Regions from separate parts of the Mus musculus genome. Here region 1 is linked to region 2. The links are chromatin contacts, found by Hi-C or POLR2A ChIA-PET in ENCODE. All regions are on one chromosome and are shown on one strand. Each heading gives the region's core, a stretch centred on a gene start or an enhancer-like site at or near the end of the contact. The rest is flanking DNA. Distances are from core to core; before and after follow the strand shown.

Region 1 (4,505 bases), core at 1,336-3,835, 36 kb before region 2:
ACTGGCTGACTGTAGTTTAGGCTGGTCTGGAACTGGTGGTGATCTAGCCTCCCTGTGGCTCTGATTACCAGTATAAGCCATCACATCACATCTAGCTCCCCACCCACTTTTTGTTTGTTTTTTCTTTTTTTTTTTTTTTTTCTTTTCGAGACAGGGTTTCTCTGTACAGCCCTGGCTGTCCTGGAACTCACTCTGTAGACCAGGCTGGCCTCGAACTCAGAAATCCACCTGCCTCTTCCTCCCGAGTGCTGGGATTAAAGGCTTACACAGCTACTACCCAGTCAACTCCTACTATCTTATTGTTTCAGGCCAGCTAACTAAGATCAGGCTTGTCCTTGGACATACCTCACAAAAGCTCAGCTCCTCAAAAGCATTTTCAAAATAATGGGCTGGGGCTGGTGAGATGGCTCAGCGGGTAAGAACACTGACTGCTCTTCCAAAGGTCCTGAGTTCAAATCCTAGCAACCACATGGTGGCTAACAACCACCCATAATGAGATCTGACACCCTCTTCTGGTGTGTCTGAAGACAGCAACAGTGTATTTATTTATAAATAAATCGTTGGGCATGAGCAAGTGGGGTTGACCAGAGCAAGCAGATGTCCTAAGTTCAATTCCCAACAACCACATGAAGACTCACAACCATCTGTACAGCTACAGTGTACTCATATACATAAAATAAATGAATAAATCTTTTTTAAAATAAATATTTAAAAAATAAACATAAAATCAAGGAATGGGCTGGGTGGTAGAGTTAGGAAAGCCAAAAGGCAGCCTATGACTGTCCCACTCTGCCCTTCAGGATACTCTGTGGCCTCTGTCCTGGGGCACTGGGTCGTCTGTCGGGAACCCTGGAGTTCCAGGTGCCAGATGAGGTGCTGGGGCTCATCTATGCGCAGACCGTGGTCTGGGTGGGAAGCTTCTTCTGCCCTTTACTGCCTTTGATCAACACTGCTAAGTTCCTCATACTGTTCTGCCTGAAGAAGGTGAGTCTGAGGAGTAGCCTAGGGTCTGAGCTGACAGGTGTTGGAGGCTGTAGTCCTGGGCTAGAGAAAGGAGGACGGTTATCAGGGCCCTGATTACTATGCCCTGAGGATGGGAGGAGGGAGCTGGAAGTCAGAGTCCTATTGGCTCAGAGATCTGGTCCCAGCCCCCAAAGGAGGCCAAAGCTCCAAGATAAGAAACAGGGAAAAGCAAAGGATTGACTCTTGAGTCTTACACCTCCATTTCCTCGCCTCTCCCTACCAGATAACCCTCTTCTCCATCTACTCACCGGCTTCCCGCACCTTCCGAGCATCCACGGCAAACTTCTTTTTCCCCCTGGTTCTCCTTGTGGGTCTGGCGATCTCTGCAGTTCCCGTGCTTTACAGTATCTTCCTGTAAGTACGAGAGACTTCTGTTTGTTCTCACTCTAGCTCGACTTGACTGAATCCAGTGTGTCTCCCCCTACAGGATCCCACCTTCGAAACTGTGTGGCCCGTTCCGCGGGAAGCTGTCCATTTGGGCCCAGATCCCTGAGGCCATTGAGAGCCTCCCTCAGACTGCCCAGAATTTTCTCTACTTTCTGGGAACCCAAGCTTTTACTGTACCTCTTCTGATCCTCTCTAGGTGAGCAGTCAGACTTTGAATGTGTGTAATTTAGTGTTTGAAAGAGAAAGGAGTTTCTGGGCACCTGAGTGCTAGAGAGGTGGGCTGGGTGCCTATATACAACAGAGACGTGGGGCTGGCCGGGATGCCTATAAATCAAGAGCAGGAGAGTCGGAGTGTGAATGCTTAGGGTCTAAGAAAAGACATCTGGGTTTGGATTCCTGGTCTGAGGAAAGGAGGGCTAGGGTGTGGATTTATCGATTTGATGAAGGGGGAGGAGGTATGGAGCCTGAACCTCTAGTTTAACCTCTGGTTAAAGGGTCTGAACTTTTGGGTCTAAAGAGAGAGGATAAAGACTTGTGTTCAGAGTCTCAAAAAGGGTTTTAAGGGATTTGAGGATCCTGATATTGGTTTCTTTAATTTACTTATTCATTTAATTTTTATGTGTGTTGGTATTTGGACAGTGTGACTGTCTGTGTGAAGTAACGAACTTGAGTTACAATTGTAAGCTGCCATGTGGGGCTGGGAATTGAACCCCGGTCCTTTGGAAGTGCAGCCAGTGCTCCGGTTACGAGCCATCTCTCCAGCCTGGTTTCTAAGGAGCCATATGATGAAGATGATTGTTTTTCTAGAGTGATTTTCATTCCTGTCTTCCATAGCATCCTGATGATGTATACCGTAGCCCTGGCTAACTGTTACGGACGCCTCATCTCTGAGCTCAAACGCCAGATAGAGACGGTGAGCCAGGCTGATTTCCCCGGAAAGGGCTCTATGAGACTATGAAAGAAGAATGAAAAGGTGTGCTTCACTTTCGCTCCTTTTTGCCCGCAGGAAGTGCAGAATAAAGTCTTCCTGGCCCAGCGAGCTGTGGCTCTGAGCTCAAGGAATGGAACTTCCTGATAAGTCTGGCTGAACCTTCAGCCCCTCAGCTTCAGTGACTTCATATCAAGTGATGGGACTCTTTCATCTCTGGAACCAAATTCCCCGCCCTCTGCCACCCGAATGCTACACTCTCAATTGAACCGTATTAATAAACAACAGTCAAGGCCGCTTTGCGTTTTGAAACCCCGTTCTGAAGCCTCGGACGGGGTTTGGGGAGGGGCCAGGTCCAAATCGGCCTGAAGAGCTAGGTTATGTCTGCTTAAAGGAATAGACAGGCAACAGCCTCATCAAGCAGCGTCCGGGGGTGGAGCAACTCAGGTTACAAATGCTTAGGATTGGCTGAGATGGAAGGCTCTCAGCCAATAATCTCTAAACAAGGCTAGGATGGGACGTGACAATTGGCCCAGAACCAATGCACGAGCAAGGGTGGAACCATGGGGCGGGAGCATCCTCGAGCCAATCGGAAGTGCTGAAGAGTGGGCCTGACAGTCCGAGGTCGGCACTGGAGCCATGAATATCTTGCCGAAGAAGAGCTGGCACGTCCGGAACAAGGACAATGTTGCCCGCGTGCGGCGCGACGAGGCCCAGGCCCGGGAGGAGGAGAAGGAGCGGGAGCGGAGGGTGCTGCTCGCCCAGCAAGAGGTAAGCCTGGGGACCGCCCAGAAGCGCGGCGGGCCTAGCTATCACTCGGTGCCGGGAGCGGGTCTGTGTGTTCGACGATGTTTCTCTGAAAATCCTGTGCTAACTTCCAAGAAACCTTCCTAGATTTCCCCACTGGTGTTGAGGGACCAGAGACTAGCATACTGGAAGAGTTGGACAAATATTCTGATTACTTTATAGGTTGCCCGCACAAGTTAATTACTGATCACCCACTCTGTGTATGCTCCCTTCCTTCTGAGCGCTTGCTTTGAGAAATTCCCTCTTAGAACAACTTGGAGGGGTGCGGTCACCTTGCTCTGAGTACAACGGCTTCAGCAAGGAGGGCAAAGGGCGGACAAGCCGGGGTCCACTTCGTTGGGCATGTCTTTTCTCCCTCCCTCATTGCTTGCCAAGAAAAGAGCATCTGGAGGTTTTATTTGGAACAGGGTCTGTGTAGCCGTGGCTGTTATGGAACTGGCTACGTAGACCAGGCTGGTCTTGAACTCAGCTTGCCTGTTCCACTTGAACGCTAGTATTGAAGACCACACACACATCACAGACTCTAAGTTACTCGATTAGTTTGGTTTACACTTAAGTCCCTTGGCCAATCTGATCATGAATTAGTGTGGGCTTAAAAAAAAAAAAAAAAGCCGGGTAGTGGCGGTGGCGCACGCCTTTGATCCCAGCACCTGGGAGGCAGAGGCAGGTGGATTTCTGAGGCCAGCCTGGTCTACAAAGTGAGTTCCAGGACAGCCAGGGCTACACAGAAAAACCCTGTCTTAAAAAACAAAACAAAACAAAACAAACAAACAAAAAGGTGACGCTTGTAATTAATCCCAGATACTAAGGCTGCAGAAAGGGGAGAATTGTGAATCAGAGACCATCCCTATCTGGGGTCAGGTTGTACTTGGAGTGGTGACCTGGAGCCATACCTTGGATTTAGATCCTTTGTCCAGAAAGCAATATTTGATTACCTTACAAGTTTGGGAGTATATACATACTTGTGTTGGGGACTGAATTTGGAACTACACACAAGGCAGGGGCTCTATGGCTGAACAAGCCACCTATACCTATACCTGAGTGGGTTTTCCTTGCATCACTTGAGACTGGGAAGCCTTCTGTTTTAGGTCAGGGATCTTCTCTGAACTATCTCTGATAGCCCAGTTTACTGTCTAAAAACATCGATTCTCCACTCCAAGTTAGAAATGGTATCTCTTCTTGCTCTCAATATTTGCCCCACCCCCACCCCCTCTTTTCAAGACAGGATTTTTCTGTGTAGTCCTGGAACTAACTCACTCTGTAGACCATGCTGGCCTTGAATTCAGAGATCCATGTGCCTCTGTCTCCTGAATGCTAGGTTCAAAGGTGTGTGCTACCACTGCCCTCCCTGCCCATGGAC
Region 2 (4,896 bases), core at 1,562-4,061:
CTATCTCCACAGTCAGGTTGTTGGCATCCACAATGACTCGGTACTCAGGAGCTGCCTCCACTGGTCCCATCACTACAAAGAAGAAGGGATATGGATGGGGGAGGAACGAAGCTGGGGACTGAGGTGGAGGCTGGATGGAATCAGAAAGGAGGGGCTGAGGGGGCTACATAAGGGCTGAAGAATTCACTGAGGCTTATATTCCTCTCCAGGAGCCTTACTCCTGCTTCTCATCTTTCTCCTGCAGTCTATCCTCTGGGTCAATCTGGTCTTGACCTCATCTTGCTCCAAAATTAAACCTTCCTATAGCTTCCCAAAGCCTTGAGGCTAGCGAGCAAGATCCTCAGACTGGCACTCAAGGTCTCCCATACAGATGGAGGTCCACGTTCCCCACACCTGCAACCTTGGTGCACACAGCACAGGAGTCCCTTCAGTGAGATCCGGTGACTCGTTGGCTCTACAGCATTATCCTTTCTGCTTTTCTGCTCCATCCTCCCAGCCGCCACCGGGCACTCAAGGCTATTTCACTCCTCCTGCCTTCACAGGTACTGCTCCATCTCCCTGGGACATTCCTTAAGTCTGTTTCTAGAAACCACACTTTATGCATAGACAATTAAATTGGTATTGAGTAATGTGGCCTCACATGTCCCTTTAGGTCATTAAAACTCTGAGGGCATTAAACAACCCCCCACCTCCACCCCAGAAGGGTGACAGTCTGCATGAATTGGGCCACCTCTGCTAGACAGGCTTTGTGTCCACTTCCCCCACTAGTTAAGACACCTGACATGAGCAGACCTGATTCATCAAACTTGACATCAGGCAGTCACGTTCTGTGACTTTCTTTGGCTTTACGGAACAAGAAGTTTCTCTGCCTGCCACTTGGAATCCCTGTAGAAGCTGGCTGGGAGACTCCCATCACTCAGTGAATTAACAGCCCTTGTTCCTTCCCCAGGGTTAGCACAAGTACTCAAATTCCAACAGGGGGCACTTCTTCCCTGACCCAATGCAGGGTTAGTCAGTCCCTTCTGTAGGGACTACAGAGTGGGCATGGTTGCTTCTGCCTCACACTCAGGAGGCTGAAAAAGGATGGTTGCTGAGAGTTCAAGGCCACTATAGGCTACCTAGTAACTTCTAGGCCAGTCTGAACTTCAGAGTGAAACCTTGTCTCCATATTTAAAAATATACGTACATACATGTGTACACACCCTGTCTGTGGATGTGGAAAAGGTCCTATAGTTCAGAGAACCCAGAGACAAGTCTTCTCACAATTAGAAAACACATCAGTTTTATAGTACAATATGCATGTTTATTTTTCTTTCTTCCTTTTTTTTAAACATAGGTGTTGTCTCACTTTCTTCTAAAAAAAATGTATGTATGCGTTTTGCCTGATGTGCATAATATATATATAATGCCCATGGAGAGCAGAAGATGTCAGATCACCAAGAACTGGAGTTACAGATAGTTATGACCCATGTGGATGCTAAGAACTAAACCCAAGACCTCTGGAAGAGCAGCAGATACTCTTAACTATCTCTCCAACTCCATGAATGTACCTATTTCTGAGACAGGGTTTTACCCAGGCTGACTCTGACCAGACTGGACTTGAACTCATTCATGTACCTGCTGCCTCAGTCTCCTAAGTGGTGAGATATAAACACATATCATGTCTGGGTACAATGCAGTATGTTTTCAGAGGGTCAGTAACTGGATTTAAAAAAAAAAAGAAGAATGAATGCTCTGAGGAAAGCTGAGGAGGGAGACACTTGGTGATAAAACCATAAGGAGCAAGAGAGTCGGGGAGTCAGAATGGGCAGAGGAAAGTGAGGGTGGGAGGCACCTTCCGACACGTTGGCTTGCTTGCTGATATACTCCTCAATCTTCATCATGATCTCAGCAAACTGATGAGGAAGGAGAGCACAGTCAGAAACTAGGCCTCTCAGAAAGAACTGCTCTCCGGCCACTCCTCCCTAGGAACGCTGACTTAAAGGGTGCCACCTCACCATCTTGCTGTCCCATAGCTTGGCAATGCTCTTGACTGAATCTCCAGAAAGATCCAGCTGGGTCTCCTCCTGTACATCCTCAATTGCTGGCTCCTCCTCCTCTTCTCCATAGCTTCCTCCTTCCTCTTCTTCTGCTGCCTCCTCGAGGTCAGCCAAGAGCTCATCAGCCAGAGACATCCCAAGGCCTATGGGAAAGGGAGAATGGGGTTCCCTAATACTGCATCTTGACCCTGTCCACTCATATCACCAGAAGGAGCACCTTCTCCCGGATCCCCTTAAGTTTCTTCTTCATCAGCTCCTGTAGCCGCACGCAGGCTCCACAGCTTGCTTAGTTCACGGAGGTTGTCTCCTGTTCCTACCCACACAGAACACAGCACATCCCTCCAGGTACCACCTGACCTGGCAACTTTTCCCCACACCTCTGGGTCTTTGAGCAACTATTCATCTTTGCCTAACCCGGCTCTTTGCTCCCTCACCCTGCCTTCAGTTCTTTCATTCCACCCGTCTGGCCCACGTGCCATATTTCAGCCTAAAGTTATGCTGTGATCCACTCACGTCTTGAATATTAGTTCTAAGGCGCTCCATACGTTTAATATTATTATTTATACTATGATTTAAGTCGCCCGCTACACTTTCTCCTCCAGTAGCTTGGCTTCCGGCCATCCCTTCTTCTCCATCACACTCACCGCTTCGATCCTCTCACAATCGTTTCCAAGAAATCTGCTTCCCCAGAGCTTCGGCTCTCTTTGATGACGTTTACTTGCCGCCGATAAATCTGTGTTTTGATTGGCCGTTTACGACATTTCCGGCAGCGTTTGGACAACAACTTTATTAGCAGCCGCCTCGCGGGACGGCGACCGGGAGTGCTGGGTTCTAGGGCTAGGGGAAGTCGTACGTCGCCGTGGATTGAGCCTGCTAAACAGAGATTCGCTTTGGCTAGTCGACACTGCGACAAGACAGGAGTAAAGAAGGTGACAACGTGGACGATCGGTGCAGGCGCTAGAGGATAAACCGAAGGCTTCAAGCCGCAATTTGGAGTCGGGTGCAAACGAAGGCAGAGTAGGAAACTTTAATTCCCAGTTTTCCTGTGTCGCAAGGCCTGATGGGAGAGGTAGTTTTGCGCAAGACTCCACCTCTCTGAGGCTTGAGGTGTCTCTTGACCAGAGAAATGGAGTTGGAACAGAGAGAGGGGTGAGTAGCTGAGCTTTGTGTAAACGGGGACTCCAAAAACAGCAACGATCGGCTGTAGTGCTCTCAGGGACGATGGGGAAGTTCGTGCAGTTGCTTTCTTTTCGAATCTCTGTGGGAGAACCGGAGGCAGTACTGGAGCATCGTAGGGGAGATTTGGAATTTGCTGTTCTTATGGATCTGAGAGCAAGGAGATTGGAGTGTGGGCTCCAAAGTCTGAGGGAGGAGGCTAGGGTCTGATTCCTCATTGTTAGGGACGAGGACTGGGGCCTGGATCCCTGGCAGTGACCAAGAAGGGCTAGGGTCTGGGCTTCTTGGTAGGAGGGAGGAGGGCTAGAGTCTGGGCTGCTGGGTGTGATGGAGGAGAGGGCTAGGATCTGGGCTCCAGGCTGGGGCCTGGACCTAAGTCCCCCTGGGAGGGACTTGGAGAGCCAGAATATAGGCTCCTAAAACTTCTTGGCCCTACAGGACCATGGCAGCCGTGGGCTTTGAAGAGTTCTCAGCGCCACCAGGCTCAGAGCTGGCTCTGCCTCCCCTGTTTGGTGGCCACATCCTAGAAAGTGAGCTAGAGACAGAAGTGGAATTTGTGTCCGGTGGTCTGGGTGATTCAGGACTCCGGGAGCGAGATGAAGAGGAAGAGGCAGCCCGGGGTCGAAGGCGTCGCCAGCGGGAACTAAATCGTAGAAAGTACCAGGCACTAGGTCGGCGCTGCCGGGAGATCGAGCAGGTAGGTAAGTGTGGATTCCCATTTGGGGGTCCTCTCGCCAGAACTGCCGCCTCGCTGCCGATGCCAACACCACCCCCTCCTCATACCGCCTCCTCCTCCTCCTCATGTCCTTCTTTTTCCCTTTCCTTTTGTACTTGAACAAGTGAACAGATCCATGTGGGTCTAAGTCTGTGCCAGGCACCCTAAGTAGTCTCTTCCAGAATATTTATATTCATTACTTTTCTTGTTGTGACCTGGGAAAAGCAACTTGGGGAAAGGCTTACATTGACTTGGAGTTTAAGGATCTGTGGCGGCAGAGAAGACACAGTGTCAGGGGCATGAGACAGTTGGTGATGTTGCATCCATAGGCAGGAAGCAGAGAGATGGAGAGATGACTACTGGCACTCAGCTTGACTTTCCCTTTTTATTCAGTTTATTCCAGCCCATGATATGGTGCTGCCCACATTTAGAGTAGATCTTCCTACCTCAATTAACCCACATGCCAAAGACATGCATAGGGTCTTGTCTCTTAGGTGATTTTTAGATCTTGTCAAGTTGAAAAATCAGTAATAACCATCACAGCATCAGATACTCTGCCTCTGGTATGTCACAGGTGACTCTCAGATTTCATTCACAGCCTCTCACCTAAGGCACCTCCAGGCTTGCCTACTCTGCCTCTTGAACCTCACTTGGGTCCTTCTTTTCTCAGATTAACTCATCGCGTGAGTCTTTAGTTCACCTCCTTAGTAAGAAGGAGGAAGGAGCTATGGGCAGAATGTAAGTAGGTCTTAGTAAGTCAGGAACACCAGAGAAGAAGTTTGGAATTTGCGCTTTGGATGAATGGGAGCTGGCAAGGGGTTTGAAACTAGTGCACAGACAGGAGGTGGAGGGGGGTGATAGGAGGGCTGGGGTGGAGGGCAGTGTCTCAGTTTCTCCTTTTCATGAGGACAAAGTTCAGGTTGGGCTCTGCACCAGTGACTTCTGTTGAGCCATGGCTGCTTCTGG

What was found. Hi-C counts contacts between places; a loop is a spot of excess contacts on that map. ChIA-PET counts read pairs that join two places held with the same protein, here RNA polymerase II (POLR2A).
Region 1: a map of gastrocnemius shows a loop between it and region 2 (4-fold over the local background). The contact joins the promoter of Leng1 here to the promoter of Tfpt in region 2. A Hi-C loop is called at or near these places in 5 of 37 maps with a recorded cell type or tissue (gastrocnemius, heart, mature B cell and 2 more). POLR2A ChIA-PET finds 5 or more read pairs at or near these places in 4 of 5 experiments (Patski and embryonic stem cell).

What each region holds. Positions count from the first base shown.
Region 1 is chr7:3,663,920-3,668,424 of GRCm38, reverse strand. Leng1 (leukocyte receptor cluster (LRC) member 1) reads left to right here and starts at 2,585. Exons shown (of 4, transcript NM_027203.3): 1 at 2,585-3,109. The coding sequence starts at 2,978. Tmc4 (transmembrane channel-like gene family 4) reads left to right here. Exons shown (of 15, transcript NM_181820.2): 11 at 801-984; 12 at 1,247-1,377; 13 at 1,451-1,606; 14 at 2,245-2,323; 15 at 2,417-2,671. The coding sequence ends at 2,485.
Region 2 is chr7:3,627,844-3,632,739 of GRCm38, reverse strand. Tfpt (TCF3 (E2A) fusion partner) reads left to right here and starts at 2,811. Exons shown (of 6, transcript NM_001290381.1): 1 at 2,811-3,188; 2 at 3,654-3,912. The coding sequence starts at 3,166. It overlaps Prpf31 (pre-mRNA processing factor 31), which reads right to left and starts at 2,755. Exons shown (of 14, transcript NM_027328.4): 1 at 2,684-2,755; 2 at 1,998-2,182; 3 at 1,835-1,895; 4 at 1-72. The coding sequence starts at 2,174. Gm15927 (a long non-coding RNA gene) reads left to right here. Exons shown (of 6, transcript XR_003946711.1): 5 at 245-542; 6 at 1,337-1,669.